Linked DNA regions of Homo sapiens: region 1 is linked to region 2. Evidence: read pairs that join two places in POLR2A ChIA-PET (ENCODE). Cell type or tissue: A673. All regions are shown on one strand. Each heading gives the region's core, and the rest is flanking DNA. Links, peaks and the distances in the headings are about the cores only. Region 1 has its middle 35 kb from the start of PHOX2A. Region 2 overlaps STARD10 (StAR related lipid transfer domain containing 10).

Region 1 (7,925 bases), core at 2,209-6,208, 500 kb before region 2:
GTGAGAGTAGTATCGCGTCATTTTGATTTGTATTTCTCTAATGACTAATGATATTGATGATACTGAGTATCTTTTCATGTACTCATTGGCCTTTTGTACATCTTTTTTTGAAGAGATTACAACTATATCTTCTTCTAAGAGTTTTATCATTGTTTTAACTCTTGTGCTTAGGTCTTTGATCCCGTGTAAGTTAATTTTTGTGTATGGTGTGGGGTAGGGGTCCAGTTTATTTTTTTGTATGTGGATATTCAGTTGTCCCAACATCATTTACTATTCTTTCCACATTATGTTTCATAATTTTTTCATTGAATGTTGGACATCACGTGTAGAACAGAAGAGACTGTAATAAATAGTATTTATGCCTAGAAATGAGCATGCCTCTCCTTTTCATAGGCTGTTTGTGTGGGTAATTGAGGTAATTTAGTCCAGATTTGATCTGGGTTTAGGTTTTATTGTTACTATGGTTACCTTCAGTGTACTATCAGATTTTTTTTTTTTTCTCTGTTGCCCAGACTCTGGAGTGCAGTGGCGTGATCTCGGCTCACTGCAAGCTCCACCTCCTGGGTTCACACCATTCTCCTGCCTCAGCCTCCCGAGTAGCTGGGACTATAGGCACCCGCCACCACGCCTGGCTAATTTTTTGTATTTTTAGTAGACACGGGGTTTCACCATGTTAGCCAGGATGGTCTCGATATCCTGACCTCGTGATGAACCCGCCTCGGCCTCCCAAAGTGCTGGGATTACAGGCGTGAGCCACCGCACCCGGCCTGCTATCAGCTTTGAATTCCTCTAGCATTACCTTATGGTTAGGGTGGAGGCTGGGTTGGTACAACTTTATCAATTTTTTTATGTTTCAAAATTGATTAATTTTCCTCATCTCTTGACTCTTTCTATTCTTTTTGTCCTCATGGGTAATTACTTTTTTTCCACATTTAAAAATTGTGAAAAAATATACATAATGTAAAATTTGCCATCGTAACCATTTATACATGTATAGTACAGCAGTATTAAATACACTTTAAGGCCGGGCATGGTGGCTCATGCCTGTAATCCCAGCACTTTGGGAGGCTGAGGCGGGCAGATCACCTGAGGTCGGGAGTTCGAGACCAGCCTGACCAACATGGAGAAACCCCGCCTCTGCTGAAAATACAAAATTAGCCAGGCGTAGTGGCACATGCCTGTAATCCCAGCTACTAGGGAGGCTGAGGCAGGAGAATTGCTTGAACCTGGGAGGCGGAGGTTGTGGTGAGTTGAGATCGCGCCATTGCACTCCAGCCTGGACAACAAGAGCAAAACTCCATCTCCAAAAATAAATAAATACACTTCATATTTTGTGCAACCATCACCACCGTCCATCTTCATAATTCTTTTCATCTTGAAAAACAGAAATTCTATACCCATGAAACAGTAGCTTCCTATTCCTTCGTCTCCACAGACTCTGGAAACCACCATTCTACCTTCTGTCTCTGTGATCTTAACAATTCTGTGTACTTCATATAAGTAGAATCATACAATATTTGTCTTTTTTGTTAATTTGTATGTGTGTGTGTGTGAGGCAGAGTTTCACTCTGTTGCATGAGCTGGAGTGCAGTGGTGTGATCATGGCTCGCTGCAACTTCAACCTCCCAGGCTTAAGTGACCCTTCTACCTCAGCCTCCCCGGTAGCTGGCATCACACGCAAGTGCTACCATACCCAGCTAATTTTTTTCATGTTTTTGTAGAGAAGGGGTCTTGCTATATTGCCCAGGCTGATCTTGAATTTCTGAGCCCCAGCAATGCTTTCACCTTAGCCTCCCAAAGTGCTGAGATTACAGATGTGAGCCACTATGCCTGGCCAACTTTGTCTTTTTGTGACTGGCTTATTTCACTTTGCATAATGTCCTTAAGGTTCATCCATATTGTAGCATATGTTAGAATTTCCTTCTTTTTTATGACTGAATAATATTCTATTGTATGTATATACTACATTTTGCTTATCTGTTATCTGTTGATGGATACTTGTGTTGCTTCCATGTTTTAGCTATTGTGAATAACGCTGCTCTATGGAATATGGGTATACAATATCTCTTTGGGACTCTGCTTTCAATTCTTTTGGTTATATACCCAGAAATGAAATTGCTGGATTATATGATAATTACATATGTAATTGTTTTAAGAACCTCCATATTGTTTTCGACAGTGGCTGTGTCATTTTACATTCCCGCCAACAGTGCAAAAGGGTTCCAACTTCTCCAAACCCTCATCAACACTTGTTATTTTCTGATTTTTAAAAATTGCAAACATCCTAATGGTCTGAGGTGGTGTCTCATTGTAGTTTTGATTCACATTTCCCTAATGATTACTGATGTTGAGTATGTGTTTTTGTGCTTATTGGCCATTTGTATATATTCTTTGGAAAAATATTTATTCAAATCCTTTGCCCATTTTAAATTATTTTTTATTGAAAAAATTGATACAGGGTCTTACTGTGTCAACCGGGAGGGAGTGTGGTGGCATGATCTCTGTTCACTGCAACCTCCATCTCCCGGGCTCAAGCAATCCTTCCACCACAACCTCTCAAGGAGCTGGGACCACAGGCATGCCCCACCACGCCCAGCTAATTTTTTTGTATTTTTGGTAGAGGTGGGGTTTTGCTATATTGTCCAACCTGGTCTCAAAACTCCTGGTCCCAAGCAATCTGATTACCTCCACCTCTCAAAGTGCTGGGCTTACAGGCGTGAACCATTGCGCCCAGCTCTTTGCCATTTTTTTTTTTTTTTTTTTTTGAGACAGAGTTCCGCTCTGTTGCCCAGGCTGGAGTGTAGTGGCGCGATCTCGGCTCACCACAACCTCCGCCTCCCAGGTTCAAGCAATTCTCCTGTCCAGGCCTCCTGAGTTGTTGGAACTACAGGCGCATGCCACCACGCCCAGCTAATTTTTTTGTATTTTTATTAGAGACGGGGTTTCACCATATTGGTCAGGCTGGTCTCCAATTCCTGACCTCAGGTGATCCACCCACCTCAGCCGCCCAAAGTGTTGGGATTACAGGCATGAGCCACCATGCCTGGCTCCATTTTTAAATCATGTTGTTTTGTTTTTTCACTGTTGAGATTTATGAGTTCTCTATATAGTGTGGATATTAATCTCTTATCATATGTGTAATTTGCAAATATTTTCTCCAATTCTGTGGGTTGCCTTTTTACTCTCTAGATAGTGTCTTTCATTGCACAGATTTTTAAAATTTTTATGAGCCCCAATTTATTTATTTTTTGTTGCCTGTGCCTTTGGTGTCATTTCCAAGAAATCACTGTCAAATTCACAGTTGTAAAGATTAGCCCTATATTTTCTTTTAGAATTTTATACTTTTAGGTCTTACATTTAGGTCTTTGTTCCATTTTGAGTTGATTTTTGTATATGGTTAGATAAGGGTCCAAATTTATCCTTTTGCATGTGGATATCCATATTTCCCAGCACCGATTGTTAAAAGACTGTTTTTTTCCCCATTGAATAATCTTGGCACCCATATAAAAAATCATTTGTTCATATATGCAAGCATTTACTTCTAGGCTGTGTATTCTATTCAATTGGTTTATATGTCTGTCTTTATGCCAGTATCATACTATTTGATTACTACAGCTTGTAATAAGTTTTCCAGTCAGGAAGTATGAGTCTTCCAGCTTTGTTCTTCTTTTTTTAAGATGATTCAGGGTCCCTTGAAGTTCCATATGAATTTTAGGATGGGTTTTTCTATTTCTGCTAAAAGCATCATTGGGATTTTGATAGGGATTGCACTGACTCTGTAGATTACTATGGAAACATTGATAAATTCTTGTATGTTGAATCATCCTTGCATTCCAGGAATAGATCCTACTTGGTCATGGTGTATAATCCTTTTAATATGCTGCTAAATGTGGTTTGCTAGTGTTTTGTTGAGTATTTTTGCATCAGTGCTCATAAAGGATATTGGCTTGTAGTTTTCTTTTCTTGTAGTGTCTTTGTGTGGCTTTGGTATCAGGGCCCCATAGAATGAGTTAGAAAGTGTTATCTCCTTTTTTTTTTAGGTTTGAGAAGGATTGGTGTTAGTTCTTTAAATGTTGGGTAGAATTCAGCAGTGCATCAGTTCCAGAGCTTTCATTTCTCAGGAGACTTTTTATTACTCATTCAATCTCCTTGCTAGTTATAGGTTTATTCAGATTTTCTATTTCTTTGTGATTTAGCTGTGATAGGTTTTGTGTTTGTAAAAATTTATCAGTTTCATCCAGGTTATCCAATTTGTTGGCATGTAATCGTTCATAGCACTCTCTTATAATCCTTTTTATTTCTGTAGAGTCACTAATAATGCCCTTGCTTTCATTTCTGATCTTAGTAATTTGACTCTTCTCCCTCTTTTGCTTAGTCCCTCTAGCTAAAGGTTTGTCAATTTATTGATCTTTTTAAAGAATCGATTTCTAGTTTCATTGATTTTCTCTGTTGTTTTCCTGTTCTTATGTTATTTCTCTTCTCATCTTTATTATGTCCTTCCTTCTGTTGGCTTTGAGTTTAGTTTGTTTTTGTTTTTCTAGTTCCTTAAATTGCAGGTTGTTGTTTGAGATCTTTTTTTTTAATGTAAGCATTTATAGCTATAAATTTCCTCCTTAGCACTGCTTTCACTGCATTCCATAAGTTTTGGTGTGGTGCATAAAGTTACAGGTCATTATCATGTATCTGTAAGTATTTTCTAATGTCTCTTGTGATTTCTTCAATTCATTGTTTGATTTTCATAATTTTATGAATTTTTGCCATTTTACTACTGTTACTGATTTCTAATTTATCTTGCTCTGTCAGAGAAAATGCTTTGATATCTATGTTTTAAATTCTAGGGCTGCGTTGGCAGCAGTGTCGGCGGTGGTGATGGCGGGTGGTGGGTGGGAAATGGCGGAGTATCTGGCTTCCATCTTCGGCACTGGGAAAGACAAAGTCAGCTGTTCATTTTATTTCAGAATTGGAGCATGTTGTCATGGAGACAGGTGCTCTCGGTTGCACAATAAACGGACGTTTAGACAGACCATTGCCCTCTTGAACATTTACGGTAACCCTCAAAACTCTTCCCTGTCTGCTGATGGTTTGCGCTGTGCCATGAGCGATGTTGAGATGCAGGAACACTATGATGAATTTTTTGAGGAGTTGTTGTTGTTGTTGTTGTTGTTTGAGATGGAGTTTTGCTTTGTTGCCCAGGCTGGAGTGCAGTGGCGCTATCTCGGCTCACTGCAAGCTCCGCCTCCTGGGTTCACGCCGTTCTCCTGCCTCAGCCTCCCGAGTAGCTGGGACTACAGGCGCCCGCCACCACGCCCGGCTAATTTTTTGTATTTTTAGTAGAAACAGGGTTTCACCGTGTTAGCCAGGATGGTCTCGATCTCCTGACCTCGTGATCCGCCCGCCTCGGCCTCCCAAAGTGCTAGGATTACAGGCATGAGCCACCGTGCCAGGCCTTTTGAGAGTTTTTTACAGAAATGGAGGAGAAGTATGGGGAAGTTGAAGAGATGAACGTCTGTGACAACCAGGGAGACCACCTGGTGGGGAACGTGTAGAACGTGTACGTCCTTTCGCCGTGAGGAAGATGCGGAAAAGGCTGTGATTGACTTGTATAACCGTTGGTTTAACGGACAGCCAATCCACGCCGAGCTGTCGCCTGTGACCGACTTCAGAGAAGCCTGCTGCAGTCAGTATGAGATGGGAGAATGCACACAAGGCAGCTTCTGCAACTTCATGCATTTGAAGCTCATTTCCAGAGAGCTGAGGCGGGAGCTGTATGGGTGCCATCCGAAGAAGCATAGATCAAGATCCCAGTCCCGGGAGCGTAGTTCTCGGTCTAGAGACCATGGCGGTGGCGGTGGTGGAGGCGGCGGCAGGCGGGAGCGTGACAGGAGGTGGTTGAGGGATCATGAAAGATCAGGGCAATTCTGAGCCATGCCATTTCTACCATATGTCTGCTAGAAAGTGTTGTGGTTGATTGACCAAACCAGATCATAAGGGGAATTTTTTTTTAAAACAACAACAACAAACCACAAAGTTAATTTTTTGAATAAAATTTGTTGTGATAACAGTAATAAATAAATAGATTCTATTGAGGCATTTTGTGGCCTAACATATGGTCTATCCTGAAAAATGTCCTGTGTACACTTGAGAAGAATGTATATGCTGTTGTTGTTGAGCACAGTGTTCTGTATATGCTCATTATATCTCGTTGGTTTATTGTCGTGTTTAAATCCTTTATTTCCTTACTTCTTTCTGGTTCTTCTATCTAATACTGAGAGTAGGGTATTGAAGACTCCAACTATTATTGTAGAACTTTCTATTTCTCCCTTTAGTTCTGCCAGTTTTTGTTTCATGTATTTTGATGGTCTTTTTAGGTATATAAATTTTCATAATTGTTGTATCTTATTCCTGTATTAAACCTTGTATTTATAATATTCTTGGCTGGGCCCCATGGCTCATGCCTGTAATCCCAGCAGTGTAGGAGGCCAAGGAAAGAGGATAGCTGGAGCCCAGGAATTTGAGACCAGCCTGGGCAACATAGTGATACCTCATCTCTACAAATAATTAAAAATATTTGCTGAGCATGGTGGTACATGTTTGTGGTCCTAGCTACTTGGGAGGCTGAAGTGGGAGGATCGCTTAAGCCCAGGTGGTTGAGATGGCAGTGAGCTGTGATCATGCCACTGCACTCCAGCCTAGGCCACAGAGACCTCGTCTTAAAAAATAATAATATAATGTTCTTTTCTCTTGTAAATTTTTAAAAAATGTCTTTAAAAAATTGAAGTGTATAGTGTCTGATGTTGGTATAAGCATTCCTGCTCTCTTTTGGTTACTATTTGCGTGGAATATGTTTTTTCCATCCTTTCACTTTCAATCTATTTGTCTCTTTGGAGCTAAAGTGAGACTCTGGTAGACAGCATATTGTTGGATTATGTTATTAAAATCAATTCTGACAATCTTTGCCTTTTGATTGGAGAGTTTAACCCATTAACATTTAAAGTTGACTGCGAGTGGTGGTTCATGCCTGCAATCCCAACACTTTGGGAAGTTGAGGCAGGTGGATCACCTGAGGTCATGGGTTTGAGCCCAGCCTGGCCAACATGGTGAAACCCCATCTCTACTAAAAATACAAAAATTACTAACTCTGCATCTTCTCTAAGACATTATGATTACTTTCTAAATTTCCCAGTATATGCAATTGCTTTTGAATATCCTAGTCTTAAATGTCTGGCTACCAACAGGAAGTAAAAGAGAAAAATGAAGAGGGAGGGAAGGGTGCAAGCACATTAATCCTAGACAGCACTTCAGCCAGAGGGGCTTGCTACAATGGGAGGAGGTATAAGAATAATGGTCTCTGCCTCTTTTTATGCCTGTGATCAGAAGTAGCAATCAGAGCACAGATCCTAAGTATTTGAAAGACAGGGTCCTTTTGCCCCTCCTGGCTCCTGGAAGCTGCATTCCAGCTGTTCTAGGAACACGTGCACAGCTGCCTGCCATGGGGCTGGGAGGTGGGGGATGGGTAGTTGTTACTGTGCTAAGAGTTGAAATTGAACAAAATTAACCACAATTTATCATCTAAGCCTTCCCTGGGAAGTCGCAGAACTCCAATAGACTCCAGAGCTCCAAAATAGTTACATCAGACAAATTCTGCCACTGTAATTGTCTGGGTGGGGAGACAGATTCCTGATGCTTCCTACTCTGGCATCTTCCCAGAATCCTCTGGGTATTTACCTTTTAAAAAATTATTTTACTCTTTTTTTTTGTGTGTGTGGGGGGTGTCTAAGGTGGGGAGCATACTATATAGTGCTTAATCTGCCATACTTTTTTCTCTTTTTTCCTTCCTTTTCCTCGCTTTGCCCTAGTATTTTATGTAGATTGTGTTGGTTGACTTCTCAATTTTGCCCACAGGTTAAAATATATCTAAATAGGGT
Region 2 (7,660 bases), core at 3,500-7,499:
GTGGTTTGCCCCTAAATTCCTAGATATGACACAATCCTTGGAACATAGTATGTCCTCAATAAACATACTGAAGCAATGAATGAATGCATGCATGTATGCAAGTGGAGACACACAAGGGAACTCCATCCTTCTGGCTATCAGGCCTCTACCTCAAGACTCATCACCTCTCTGGCAAAGTACCAGGCCCCAGCCACTCTGGCAGGGTCCAAAGACGGCAGGCAGGGGCAGGAGATGGTGGAGGGGATCTCAGGAAGCCGGGGGAGATGGAGGTGGTAACAAAACCCAAGGATGAGTAAATGGCTCAGGCACCAAAGGGGAGAGCAGAGGTGGCAGTCACCCCCTACTTCCCATTAGGCAGCAGGAGGCAGTATATATGTGCAGACATTGCTCACTGACCCCAGGACATAGGATTCCAGAGAAGCATCAGAGGTGGCAAGTACCTGCCTTCAGGGAGCCCAGGCTGAGGGGCAGGAAGGCAATGGTTATGCTAAAGCCCCAGAGAACAGCTCCAGCTGCCCTGTGCCACCTGCCCCGTGCCACCTGCCCCAGGCTCTCTTTAAAGACAGGTGAAAGGAATCTACTGTGATTGGCATGGTACCCTCTGCTGCCCATACTTTTGAGTCTCCAGGGGCCCCAGGGCATCAAGGCCAGTCCAAGCATGCCAGAGGGGATGAAGGGAGGCACCAGGAGGGGTGGGGCTGTCTCAAGCCCAACACGTAGTCTGAGCTGCTTTCCCCAACCTGTTGCCAGAGCACCACCATCTGCCCAGTCAGGGGCAAAGGTGAGGGATCGGGGCTGAAATAAGGTTTCTATCCCCATCTATCCTCAGTGGCAACCAGGCACCCAGGCCAGGTCTCCTGCTCCTCGGGAACAAACTGGAACAGCCCCGCAGAGGCCCCGGAGCCCCACAGAGCACAGGCCTCTGGGGTCACGGCATCCACAGCCCTGGCTCCAAGTGGCCCAGCCAGGCATGGAGATGCAGGGGAAGAAAGAAAACCCATCTGTCTCCAGGACTCCCTTTCTCTCATCTCCTGAAACTTTAAAGACTCTCGGCTGGAAACTGAGCTGGGGCTCGTTAAAGTTTAAAAGCGGGAGCCTGGGCAGCTGGGTGTGGAGGGCACAGAGCCAGCCTGGGGGCTGAGGGCTTCTCTAGTCCCAGCAGGGACACAGCCTGGAGGCACCCTCCACTCCACTCTGGCTCATAAGGGTTCCTTGGCCTGCTTAGGATGCAGGCCCCATCCATGTACAGGATGGCTGTACATCCATGCCGTCCTGCATCCCAGCCTGCACAACACTTCACAGTGCGCACATCGCAAAGAGTTATGCTATAACCATCATATCCCGTCCATGATCATGCCTAAGGCTCTCTGGATTCCATCCCTTGCTCCATTCCCCACAACCTGGCTTTAAGGTGGGCCTTGGCACCTCTGCCCAGACAAATACAGCAGCAGCGCCCTCTTACCAGTCTCCCTGTCTAAAACCTTCCCCTGGCACCCCAGAGCCTCTAAGACTCAAGGCGTGGGGCCTCGGTCTAGCTCTCTAATCACCTCCAGCCCCCTGAGTTCTGAGCCTGCACTGAACCACCTCCCATTCTCCAAATGTACTACCCTGTGATCCACCTCTGGGCCTTTGCACAGCTGCTGCTCTGTATGGAATGCTCCCGACACGATCAAACTTGTAATCTTCATTCCCCACCCAAAAGGATCACCTGAACATTCCTCCTCCGTGGAGTTCCTTCCCTGACCCCCAAGGCTGATTCAGATGCCCTCTCTGGATTTCCAGAGCTCCTGTGACAAGTGTGTGTCTCAGCACCCAGCTGGAGGCTCCTTGAGGGCAGGGCTTGGATCTGATTGCCCTCTCCATCCCCCACCTCCAGCACAGGGCCAAGCAGAAAGAGGGTAATGATGGATGCTTGCTGAATGTGTGAATGAATGAAGTCTCTGAAGACAGGCAGGGCAGATAAGGAAGCTGAGTCCCAGGCAGAGAACTTGCCCAGGGCCACACAGCGAGGACTCTGGATCCTGGTGTTCTTTCCCCAACATCCTCAACCCAAACCAGGCACCTCCTCCAGGAAGACTTCCCTAACACCTCCAGCCACCTCTGATCTTTCCCTTGTCTGAGCTCCTCCAACCCAAAGTCTAGACACTGACTACCTGGGGTCATGCTCTCTGGGAGCCTGTTCCCCAAGGACAGCTCTGGAACTACTTCTTCCAGGTCCCCCCATGCCAAGTCAGAGCTGGAACCAGGCAGCTCAGGGCCTAACCCTGGATTCTGGATCCCCTTCTAGGGACCTCTCTGATGGCATAGACTGGCAAGACCTTAGCCACCATCCTCACTCTGTGTCCAGCAGGGCAGCCTCCCCTACGCTGGCCTAAGGTTAGGACAGCCTCTACAGACCACCTGCCCAGCAACTTCCTGTATGGGGAAACTGTGCCCCACAGCAGGCAGAGCCAAGCTAGAGCCTGAACTGACCCAGTCCAAGGCCCTAAAACTAGATGAAGTCATGCGCCTGCCACCGCCGATAAGAAGACTGACCCAGAAAGGTGAAATGACCCCCAAAGTCACATAGTGAGGACTGGACTCTTGCCCAGCTGGGTCTCCTCTAAGGTGCCCTCCCACAATGACACAGCACAGGGAGACCCACGGGCCCAATCATGTTAATAACCCAGCCCAAGGGAGTGGCGAGATCTCAGCCTTGGCGAGTCAAGGACCTAGGTCCTGATCTAGCTTCAGCCATGTCCGGCTGTTTGGCTGTGCACAAGTGAATTCCTGCTCTGAGCCTCAGTTTCCACATCTGCTTGATGGGATTAAGGAGACCTGTCCCACACGTGGCCCTGACCTTCCCCATGACCCTTTTAAGTCCCAGAGACTAGTAAGAGTGGGAAGGGCCTTGGAGACCCCTGAGCCATCTGGCATTTCATAGGGTGAGAGGGTGAGGTGCTGAGGGGTCATGAGCTGAGCACTGGCTTTGGTGTCTGGAACCCAGGTGGCCTGTGGTGTGGGGTAGGTGGACAGTGAGACAGGGCTGGGAGGGGCCGCCTGAGCTTTTCCCAAAGGGGAAGGGGAGGAGCAGCAGGACAGGAAGTCAGAGGAGACAGGTCCCCACTGCCCAGCTTCCTGTGGCCAGCAGAGCCTCAGGCTCTCAGCCACACCCCCTCCCACACCTGCTCCAGGGCCAGGTCTCTCCTGTCATGGGCTCAGGCTCTTATCAGGCCTCATTCCTGCCCCAAGGCTGCCTGTGCAGTGGGTAGGAGGTCACCTGGAACTGTCTGTCCTCTCTCCACCAGGGTCTGAAGACCTCTGAGGAGATACGCAGGTCTCCCCTGCCTCTCATGCGGCCAGCCTCAGGAGAACAGAGCACGTGAGCATCCAGGCCAGGGCCTCACAGGCCACGTCCTCTGCTGTCTGCCTGCTCCTCATCTCTCCCCAGCTGGGTGCTGAGTTCAGAGGCTCTTGGAGCCAAGAGGGCCCAATGGCACAGACGGGCAAGCAGCCCAGAGAGGGGCAGGAATGTGCCCAAGGTCACATGCAACAGCCAGGACTGGACCCCAGCTGGCCCTGGTTGAATGACTGACAGAAGCTCTTGGTCTCCCGTTTCTCACACCAATACAGGTGCCATGAGGAAGCTGACCTGGGCTTTGAGAGACCTGAGTTCAGGCTCCAAGCTGCCCCCTGCCTTGTACCCAGGATCCACATTCAGCATCTGTCCCTGGGACAGGGACTGAACTGTCAGGAGGTAGTGTCTGTCTCTTTTCCAGTATTCAGAGCACAGTGCAGCCCTGGGGCCAGGTCAGGCTGGAGGCCAGGAGGGAGGGAAGGGGTGGAGGTGGCCTCCAACAGCCCCTTTCTCTTTGTCCTGGCTCCAACTACTGGGCCTTGAGCCACAGTGGCTTCCAGGGACCTCTGGACCCAGGTAAGGGGAAGAGAGATGAGGAAGAGGAATTGAATCAGGTAGATAGCTAGGTGGAGTCCCACCCCCACCCTGGGATCAGGAGCACGGGGCATGTCCAGGGGTCAGCTGGCTTTCCCAGCTCTGGGGACAGGCCCAGAGCAGGCTGAGGCAGGAGAGGGGAGGGGGAAAGGGGGGCAGAAGCTCAGCAAACACCTGCAGTTGAGTCCCAGCCTCCTGGAGTGACCCAGTCATCCCCAGGGATTCTGGCTCCAGACCTGCTGGGTGACCTTGGCAAGCCACTCCCCTTTGTGGGCCTCGGCTTTCTCATCCATCAAACAAGAATAGGATGATGAGAACAACGCGTCCTCCAGGCCTTCAAAGAGTTATTGATGGGGTTAAAGGCCACAGTGTTGACTAAGATGCGAGCCCATGTGGAGAGGGGCAGGGGCTCTGGAGCCAGGCTGGCATGGGTTCCACTCTTGCCTCAGCTGTGGCATGACCTTAGGCAAATAACATTACCTCACTCAGCCTCAGTTTCTTTGTTTGTAACACAGAGACAAGACTACACTGCCCCAGACTAGCCTCGGGGTAAATTAGATGATGGGGAGAAATGCTTGGCTCAGAGCAGGGCTCTCATTATCAGAAATGGGATTATCTGCATGGAACCTGGGAGTCCTGCAATCTTGGGGATGGGAAGCTCACAGGCCTCTGTCCATCTCTCCCAGAGCTCCAACTAGCTGTGCTGAGAGGATCAGGAGTGGGAGCTGGCACCTTGGGGTGCCCATAACCAGGGTCCCAGCCTCCTTCCTGGGTCTGGGCTCTGCTCACCTCCTCTCCCCACCCTCTCTCCATTGTAGGGAGCAAAGCTGGGGAGGCACCCTGCAGGGAGAAGCAAGGCAGGAGGACTGCCAAGATGCTGTAGATCTGGGTTCCAGACCCAGCTCTGCTGAGACAGCTGTGTGACTCTAGGCAGGTCCCTGCCCCTCTCTGAGCCCCAGTATCCTTGCCTGCATCCCAGGGGCAGGAGGGGTATGACATAGGGATTACCAAGGGCTCTTTGGCACCTCCAACATCTGTTCAGTCTGAAAGAAAAGGAGGGTAGGGTCCTGGCTGCCCAGGGTGTATGCCTGTCCAGAAGCCTACAACACCCCAGTTTTTCCAAGTCCCCGCCACCCACAAGGAAGGCCACCTGACAAGTCTGATCTGGCCACGAGTGGTCTGTTGCAGTCAGCCTGGCCCCAGACCCACCAATTCCAGGCCTGGGCTGGGTAGGGTTTATTCATTAACCAAGCCAGATGGAGGAGGTAGCTCCGCCCTATTGACACAGAGGGTGGGAGTACTGGCCTCAGTTCAGACCCCTCCTCCTCTGACTTTCTGGAGTGCCAGCTTGGTGGGGAAACTACACTTCTCCCCCAGTGTGCACTGCCCGCCTGAAGCCTTTCCCAGGTCACAGTCAGGCTCTCGTGAATTCCCTTCTCACCTTTCATTCAATTTGTTCCTTGGTTCTTTCCTCCCCCCTCTCTTCCACCAATATCCCTGCTCTAACTGTGTTGGATGCTGGGGACGCAAAGAGGACAGGACCTGAGAGGCTGAAGCGGGTGGATCACTTGAGGTCAGGAGTTCAAGACCAGCCTGGCCAATGTGGTGAAACCCTATCTCTACTACAAATACAAAAATTAGCTGAGTGTGGTGGTGTGCACCAGCAGTCCCAGCTACTGCTGGGAGGCAGGAGAATCACTTGAACCTGGGAGGTGGAGATTGCAGTGAGCTAAGATCTCGCTACTACACTTCAGCCTGAGAGACAGAGTGAGGCTTCTCAAAAAAAAAAGAAAAAAGGATAGGAGACCTGTCCCTGCTCTCAGGGAACAACCAGCTGGGACATGCCAGCTGCCTTCCCCATCCCTGCTCCTCAGGCTCAGACACAGGTTCTGAGGCCCTGGGCAGCGAATCCCAAAGTGGGAGACACACATGGAAACCCAGAGGGAAAAACAGTCAGATGGCCAAGGTGCAGACAGAGTCAGAGGGGAGAAGGGGAGGCAGAAAGTGAAAAGCAGATAATCGTGTGGGGATGGACAGAACTATATGTAAATGATTAAGACAAAGTGAGGCAGAAGGGCTCAGGGTCAGAGGGGAAAGGTCAGACATCTCAGGTCTTGGTAAGGGGCCAAGATACATGCCTGAACTAAGTCTGAGACTAGGTCCCAGGCAGAAGGGGAGGGTGGACTCCTCCACATTTCCAGGAGGATAGCAGAAGGGAGAAGGCAAGGAAGAGGAAGGCGAAGGGCACAGCCTATTGCCAGAGCCCATTGCAAGGGGACCTACCAGCCCTGGAAATGCAGCACCCACAGCAACATCAGATGTGTTGGGGGCAGCTATTGAGGCCCTTAAACCAGAGTCTTCACGAGCCCCTGCCCCATCTGGTCCCCTGGGGGATATGCGTTCCCAGGGTCCCAAACCCCAAGCCTGCCCTGCACGGCAAAGAGAGGAGAATTGTGGGGTTGGGAAGAGCAGGGGAGATGGCTGTGAGCGACTGATGTGTCTGCAACTGCTCCCTATGTTGGCTTCCCTTGACCCCAGGCCCCTTCCTTCCCCAGCCCACCTGTAGCCTGGCTCTGTGCAAGGCAGGGGTATTGGAGCCCTGCCTTCAGGATCTGCCAGCCACAATCCTGAGTCCCTGCAGGAGGCTAAGGGAGCAGCCAGGGAGGGAGGGAAGGGAAAGAGCAAGAGCAGGGCATCGGGCAGTAAGGAATCGGGTCCTGGGCAACCCAGGGTGCAGAAAGCGGGGAAGGAGACCCAGCTCAGGCTGAGAACCAGGAATCAGGGAGAGAAGGGCCCAGTCTCCCACCTGGAGTAACTCAAGTCAGGAACCAGGTGCAGGCTTCCCCAGCAGAGGGGTCCCTGAGGGAGACCACTCTCCTAGAAGGGCCTGGCAGCAGCCCAGATCCCTGGAACAGGCAGGGGCATGCAGAAGCCTGGGTTCCAGCTGAGAGAGGCAGGGTGAGTCACTCCTGCTCTCCAGGCCTCGGTTGGCCCATCTGTGTGATGGGGCTTGGCCCAGCAGACTGTGTCTCCTCCCGGTCCCTGGAAGGAGACTCTCTCTGGGCCCAGATATACAGCCAGGTGTCTAGCCCGGAGAGAGGACCAGGAGACTCCGGGAGAGAGGCAGTAAGGGTGCAGTGGAGGCTGCAGGTATAGCGGGCAACCCTACCTTGATCTTGTGCAGCGTCCGATCCATCTCCACAGCCTGCACCCAGACAGACACCCCAGCCCTGCTATAGGTCAGGTTCCAGCCCACCTCAGCCTCACACTCTGACCGGAAGCTGCGAAAGTCTTGGTCATCGGGCACCTGGACACTCTCACGGCCCAGGACCGGCCGAGGCCCTTGGGGCTCTGTAGAGGCCGCCAGCTTCTCCATGGGGAGTGTGGGGAGGCCCAGGGCCCTGGTCCTAGTCCGGCTCTCCTGGGTCCTCCGCGGAGGCTCCGACAACGTCGACGCGGCTGCAGATGCTGACGCCACCTTCCTGGGACCTGCAAGACCGGTTTGGGGACGGGAATCAGTGCGCTGGGGGCGCGGGTGGGGCTGTTCGGGGTCCTGGCGGGTGGGGAGCTGGAGAGAGGTAGGGGCTGGCCCCAGGGAAGGGCGGACGGGCGCTGGACAGCCTCGGGGTCCCCCTCCCGAGGAGCGCCCCAGACCCCCTGGGGCCGGCGTGGGGACTGCGTATGGGACGCGGTGGCCGGCGGGCGCCCGTCGGGACCCAGGGACTGGCC

The links. Peaks named below come from ENCODE experiments on the same cell type or tissue, not always from the same donor. Only the 100,000 strongest peaks of a DNase experiment are listed, where the experiment ranks them.
Region 1: POLR2A ChIA-PET joins it to region 2 with 5 read pairs; 1 of 35 experiments calls an interaction of 5 or more read pairs at or near these places.

Annotation. Positions count from the first base shown.
Region 1 is chr11:72,275,261-72,283,185 of GRCh38, forward strand. It overlaps the pseudogene LOC401703. Among named protein-coding and RNA genes, the nearest start is that of PHOX2A, 35 kb to the left of the region's middle. In A673, for the core only: no CTCF peak of the experiment used is centred there; a DNase peak (open chromatin) is centred at 3,871.
Region 2 is chr11:72,773,875-72,781,534 of GRCh38, forward strand. STARD10 (StAR related lipid transfer domain containing 10) reads right to left here. Exons shown (of 7, transcript NM_006645.3): 2 at 7,101-7,420. The coding sequence starts at 7,307. Among named protein-coding and RNA genes, the nearest start is that of MIR4692, 5.8 kb to the right of the region's middle. RefSeq lists an enhancer at 890-1,389 and a silencer at 7,597-7,660. In A673, for the core only: no CTCF peak of the experiment used is centred there; no DNase peak of the experiment used is centred there; H3K4me3 peaks cover 195 bases.